2 separate regions of the Mus musculus genome follow, and region 1 is linked to region 2. A link is a contact called in ENCODE Hi-C or POLR2A ChIA-PET data. All regions are on one chromosome and are shown on one strand. Each heading gives the region's core, a stretch centred on a gene start or an enhancer-like site at or near the end of the contact. The rest is flanking DNA. Distances are from core to core; before and after follow the strand shown. Region 1 overlaps Mcu (mitochondrial calcium uniporter). Region 2 holds the start of Mcu (mitochondrial calcium uniporter).

The links. A loop is a pair of places that touch in the nucleus more often than their neighbours do. ChIA-PET counts read pairs that join two places held with the same protein, here RNA polymerase II (POLR2A).
Region 1: a loop to region 2 is called in a map of heart, with 2.0 times the contacts of the local background. The contact joins the enhancer-like site here to the promoter of Mcu in region 2. A Hi-C loop is called at or near these places in 2 of 37 maps with a recorded cell type or tissue (T-helper 17 cell and heart). POLR2A ChIA-PET finds 5 or more read pairs at or near these places in 2 of 5 experiments (both embryonic stem cell).

What each region holds. Positions count from the first base shown.
Region 1 is chr10:59,521,924-59,525,164 of GRCm38, forward strand. All of the region lies in intron 1 of Mcu (mitochondrial calcium uniporter), which reads right to left. Among named protein-coding and RNA genes, the nearest start is that of Gm40671, 52 kb to the right of the region's middle. Within about 2 kb of position 1,953, at least 1 of the 3 ENCODE cell types and tissues checked has a DNase peak (open chromatin) inside an H3K27ac peak, as active enhancers do; it is heart, where a contact is called at or near this core.
Region 2 is chr10:59,615,281-59,618,214 of GRCm38, forward strand. It overlaps Mcu (mitochondrial calcium uniporter), which reads right to left and starts at 1,412. Exons shown (of 8, transcript NM_001033259.4): 1 at 1,244-1,412. The coding sequence starts at 1,390.

The DNA of each region.
Region 1 (3,241 bases), core at 703-3,202, 93 kb before region 2:
GCACTGCAGCAATTTTTAAAAAGAGTTCAGAAAAAGTGCATTTGGCACAATGGAAGCTATTAAAATGTTATTAACCTTAGATAATTCAGACTTCTAAGTTCTTATGTTTGACTTCAACCGAAAGTATTGTCCTTATTTGACTTGCTTAGGACCAGAAAGGCTTCATATATTGTTTATTGTGTTGAATTTAGTATATCTGCATATATATATATTATATAAGGTATATAATATACATATATTATATATAAGATATATAGTATGCATACATATTATATATATGACATATAATGAGATTCTTGGGAATGGTTCTAATTTTAAACATGAAATTGAATTGTGATTCATATACCCCTTACATATGTAGTGTTGAAATAATCTTGTCTAGCATGTGTACTGCCCCTGTGTTTTCTCTGTGACATCAGAAGAGCGAGGTGTGGAATTTTCCACCCGTGACGTCATTCCAGCTCTCAAAGCAGTTCTGGACTTTGGAGCAGTTAGGATTTTGGATTTTCAGCGCAGGGCTGCTGAAACATAAGTCAAAATAAACCCTTCCTTTTAAAAACTGTGTCATCAAGTATGACCCACAGCAATGAGAATCTGGCTAACAGGACTGCTAAAGTGAACATCATCCTACCCACACTGCAGGACACGCTCACCTCCATGTCTGCATCTTACACTGGAAGCTGTGTTACCCTCACTGCAGGACACGCTCACCTCCATGTCTGCATCTTACACTGGAGCTGGGTTACCCACACTGCAGGACACGCTCACCTCCAAGTCTGCATCTTACACTGGAAGCTGTGTTACCCACACTGCAGGACACGCTCACCTCCATGTCTGCATCTTACACTGGAAGCTGGGTTACCCACACTGCAGGACACGCTCACCTCCATGTCTGCATCTTACACTGGAGCTGGGTTACCCACACTGCAGGACACGCTCACCTCCATGTCTGCATCTTACACTGGAGCTGGGTTACCCACACTGCAGGACATGCTCACCTCCATGTCTGCATCTTACACTGGAGCTGGGTTACCCACACTGCAGGACATGCTCACCTCCAAGTCTGCATCTTACACTGGAAGCTGTGTTACCCTCACTGCAGGACACGCTCACCTCCATGTCTGCATCTTACACTGGAAGCTGTGTTACCCACACTGCAGGACATGCTCACCTCCATGTCTGCATCTTACACTGAATTTGTGAGACGGCTCGGCATCATCAAGTGAATGATCGATTGCCTCTTTCCTCTGTCTATAACAGACTTCCAGGTTGTTTTTGTATGATTATCTTCTTCATCATTCCTGACCTCTAAGGATGCTGTCCTTCCATGCTGTATAAAGTGGCTTAACTGAACACACCTCTTACTTTCATTCTATTCTTTGCACTTCATCCTATGTAATATTTCCTTTCTTCCTGATTGTTTGTTCTTACCTTCTTCCCTCCTGCCTATTTCTCCACACACATACAAGGTCTACAAGTGGCTCCACCCCACATTCCTGACACCAAGAGTTTTGCCTGGTGCATAAAAGACATATTCATTTAAATAATCACTGTGTATTTGAATGATTTAATGAAAAAAGGGTCTCCACATAACTTCCTATAAAGCCCTTCCTGGCCCTTGTATCTGACTGAAAATACAGACAGGATAATCAGGAAGTTTTAAGCGATTGCTAGATATTTGACGCTATTAAAGTGTTACTATTTTTCATTTGATAACGGCATTGCGGCTACTCTTAACTTTCAGAGAAATATTGGAGCATTTATGGAAACATTCACAGGATAAGTGATTTGTATAAAGTAGTCCCAGTATCTGTATGTGTGCCAAGGACGATGACTGAGGTGAAGACGAAGACTTCCACGTAAACCCAGACCCAGTGGCTGTGGGCGTCATTCAGGGATTTGGAAGGCGGAGGAGGCTTGAGGATCAAGTCTGCGCCTTCTTTAGACTACTGCATTACTGAATGAAAGTTCTGCAGCCTCTGAGGCTCGCCGAGCGTTTATCAGACAGGCAGTGTAATAGCCAAGCAGAAGGTGAGAGATGACAGAAGACAGCTGGATAAAGGAGTGCAGGAAATATTAGAGTTGCTACAGATCTTGCAGAGAAAGACCTCTAAGACAAACAGAGCAAGCAGGGCAAGCACTGACACTGAACTCTTGTGTGCGCCAACACTGATATAAACCAAGACGGATAACCCAGATGGAAAGGCCCACTTCCTTTTGCTCCTGGAAATTATTGTTTAAGTCAATCTTGCTTTACAATAGAACTCAGACAGGAGACGAGGGGGAGGTTACTCTATTGTATGAGGAATCCAGAAACAGCAAGTCATGAATAATACAAATGAAACATGAAGCAAAGCTCTTGGCCCAAGGTCTGAAGGTTGTATGAAGAATGAAATCATCTCTGGTGAGCTAGATAGAAAAGTGGCCTGCAGTTACTCCCAGGTCACAAACAGTTTAAGATGGCGTTGAGCTAGTGATCTCTCCCTGGTAATCGACTGAACAGAAAGGCCAGAATACGTGCCATAGGCACGTATCGAAGAAGGGCTAAAACCCAATGCAGAAAATGAAGCTTCACAGATCTAATGCTCTGGTGGCCGTTTAAACCAGAGACCAGTAGAAGACACACAAACAATGTATTTGAGGAAAGCAGGCTCCGGGGCAGGATTCTGGCCAGGTTCACTGAAGACACAGTTAAGAATTCCTGACCAAAAAACTGTCAACCCTGCGTTGCTCATAAACCGTTCCTTGTAAAGAAAAGCAGCGCTGATTTATATTTTGATCAAGTGCAAAATTATTTTAGACACTAAAACCATGAGACTAACAACAACTGGCTAACTTATTTGTTTAGCTCTAGTCTATGCCAATGCTGAGGTTAATGGGCAATCAGTACCACAAAGAGGACAAACTGAGGTGGCTGCATGCTCTCGCCATGTGGGAGGCCTTAGGTCCCACCCCAATACTCCACCCACACACAAAAGGTCACAGTACACTAACAGCCTGCTTCTCCAAGAGCCAGTCTGTCTCCCTAAAGTGTGCAGGTGAGACCCACAAAGTCGCCAGGGAACGCCTTAGGTTGCCCTAGGAGAGGGCACCAGCCTCTTCACTGTAAGAGTTTCTCTCTGAGCTCAACGCTTCAGCACCCAAATTCCTCAAAAGCTACACCGGTGTCCCGAAAGGGGACCACACAGGAATGCAGGCACTGTGCTGAGGAGTCGGCGGAATCAATTACCTAGAATCCTCA
Region 2 (2,934 bases), core at 162-2,661:
AAAGTACAATCTTCTCACAAGAAGGAAGCTCAGGTCCATCACTACCACTAATAATAGCAATACTATCTTGTATTCTCAGCGCCTCGGTTCTTTTCATAGTGCGTTCCCACAATTTTATGCTACCACAGGTCTAGGGCTATCCTCTCTGCAAAGCTCTAGTCCTTTCCTCTTAGGAGACAGGGAAACAGAACAAGACAGATCATGATGCACGGGCTGAAGGCAGCACCTTCTCTATTGGGCCAGCTGCAGTGAGCCTTCTCATCACACTACACAAGTTCACCTTATGAAATTAAACCTACACTTGTTCTCTCAAGAGTTGGCCAGAGACCAACACATATGGGCCTCGAAAGTCCAAAGGAAGGGAACCTGCTGACCTGTTAGGTCAAGAACTCCATGCCAAGCTCAGGTACCATACCGCCAACACTACACATACACACGCCCCTGGGCTACTGACAGAATTCCTTCTTTGCCAAGCAATGAAACCCGGCAAGAACTGATTAATGGAATCACTAAATCTCTCCCTCTGTGAACAACTTGCCATGCCGCCTCTCTTGTGCCTGCTGCCCTTCCTTTGGGCACGCGTGCACAACCCTCGGAAGGGACCACCGGGATCTTTAAGAACCCGAGGGGATGGTGTTTGCCTCCTGAAGCAATGCAGCATCCACCTCGAGGAAGCAGAACACGCACAGGCAGGGGACCTGATCAGAGAAGGATAAAGTTTGATTTTCCTCCCTGCGTGTTCCTAGGGGGCCGGGAGAGGGCGAGGCAGCAGCCTCCTGGGGTCCCGGGGTGCTCTCCGGGGACAGTTCCCAGCAGCATGGCACTGCCACTCTCCTGACACACCGGCAACCGCGGCAACTCCGGACGCTCCAACCCGCCCAGAGGAGGTGAGAAGGGGACAACTTGCACCGGGCTCAGTTCGGGAGCATTGGAGCAAAGCTGTCAGAAACGACGGAAGGAGGGACCGAGCCCGGAGGCGGGTCAGGGAGAGGTTCAAGTCCCGTGCCTTCCCCGCCCTGGCGTCCCCAGTCCTGCGGGAACATCCCTGCTGTCGCCCCTCCTCCTCCTCTCCTGCCTCCCGCCCGCCCTGCCTTCTCCGCCGCCGCCGCAGGCGCTGAAGGACACGGCGGCTCGGTGGCCCGCCACCCCGGGGCGGCCGCGAGTTGAGGGAAGTCGCCGGGCGCCCCGGCCTGCCCGCGGCTCCCCACGCCGCCCCGCCCTCCCCGGAGCCGCGCTCGCTCACCGTCCGGTGCTGCTGGTGCGGCCGGTGGCGGCTGACGCCCAGCCCGGGAAAGCAGCCGGCAGTCAGCGCTCCGCAGCCGCCGGCGCCCCCGCCGCCGCCCCGGGAGCAGAGCAGCAGCAGGAGCGATCTACCTGCGGCGGCCGCCATCTCTCAACTGGAAACGGCGCTGGCCCAGGCAGCGCAGCGGACGGCAGGGGCGTGGCCAAGACCCGCCACTCAGCCTCACTAGGCCAATTGCAGTCCTGAGTCAAGCCTCTGAGGCGGGGCTTCCTGCAAAGTCCAATCAAAAGGCGGGAGAATCCCGGCTTCGGGCTGTCTGTCACTTCCAGAGTTACCTTACGGGCAAATTCTAGGGGACCGGTCTCTGGCGTTCGAGCCTCTGGGAATGGAGCAGTAAGGGATTGCCCGTTCGATTTGGCTAATCTTTACCAAGTGACTTGATAAGAGAGCTAGGGGAAATAGATACCTGTGCAGAGCTTGTTCCGAGTTGAGTTCTGAGTGTTCTAAGTTGTCTGCCTAAGCACCCAACTGGTCATTTTAAGGAGGTTGGCTACAACTCTCGACCGCATGTCTAAAGTTAGCATCCATAACAGATAGCATTTGGATGTGCCGAGACTAACCCTGAATTGTAAAGTTATCCAATGGCAGTGCTGTGTAGCATGGTATTAGGTAGAATGGTTGTAGCTTCAAACTCCCAGGATGAGTACCTGCCATTGGGCTGAATGAACAGAACGCTACACAATTGAAACATCTGATTCTTTTCCCCAGCACCCTTAGATCCGCATTCCTCTCTAAAAGCAACACTGTTCGTTACCATGTTTGACCTTGGTCTCCCTTTTAAAATAAACTACAAAAACAGAAGACGCCAGCAATGTAATAAAGCCATGTAAAGATGAACCAAGTTTCATAATTTTGCTAAGATAGCAAGTAGAACACAGTTGAGAATAACTTTTTTTTGCGGGGGGGTCGGGGATACGGGGGACTGTCATTATGTTGCCCAGCCTGACCGGCAATGCTCTATGTAGCCCAGGATGACCTCAAACTCACCTCCAACCTCACCATCCCCAGTGCTGGGGGTTATAGGTATGGACCATCACACCCAGCGTAGAATTACCCTTTTTGTTGTTGTTGTTGTTTTGTTGTAGTACTTCGGATTTTTGTTGAGATTAAGTCATACTACATCCTGAGGCTAGCCTTGAACTTATGATCGTCCTGCCTCAGCCTCCTGAGTGCTATGATCACAAGCATGAACCATCATGCCTGGCTTGGACTGACCTCACTCAACTTTCTCTTGAAAACACGACTTGCCACAGGACAAGGTTTCTCAACCGATGGGTCGCGACCCTTTGCGTCAAAAGTTTTTTTCACAAGAGTTTCCCAAGGCTATCCTAAAACACAGGTATTTACATTATGATTCAAAGCAGTGGTAAAATTACAGATATGAGATAGCAACAAAAACAGTGTTATGGTTTAAGGTCACCACAGTATGAGGAAATGTATTAAGGGGTCACAACATTAGGAGGGTTGAGAACCACTACACAAGAAACTAAGTTCCTAGCAATGGTTCGTTGAATGTGGTGTAACAAAGGAAACCTGCAGTTCCTCTACTTTCTTAGACTTCCGAGCTGTTTCTTATTAAGAGCCACTCAATTCTTTCAGCTCCTTTTTAAAATCCAAGTGGGGGAAGGTTT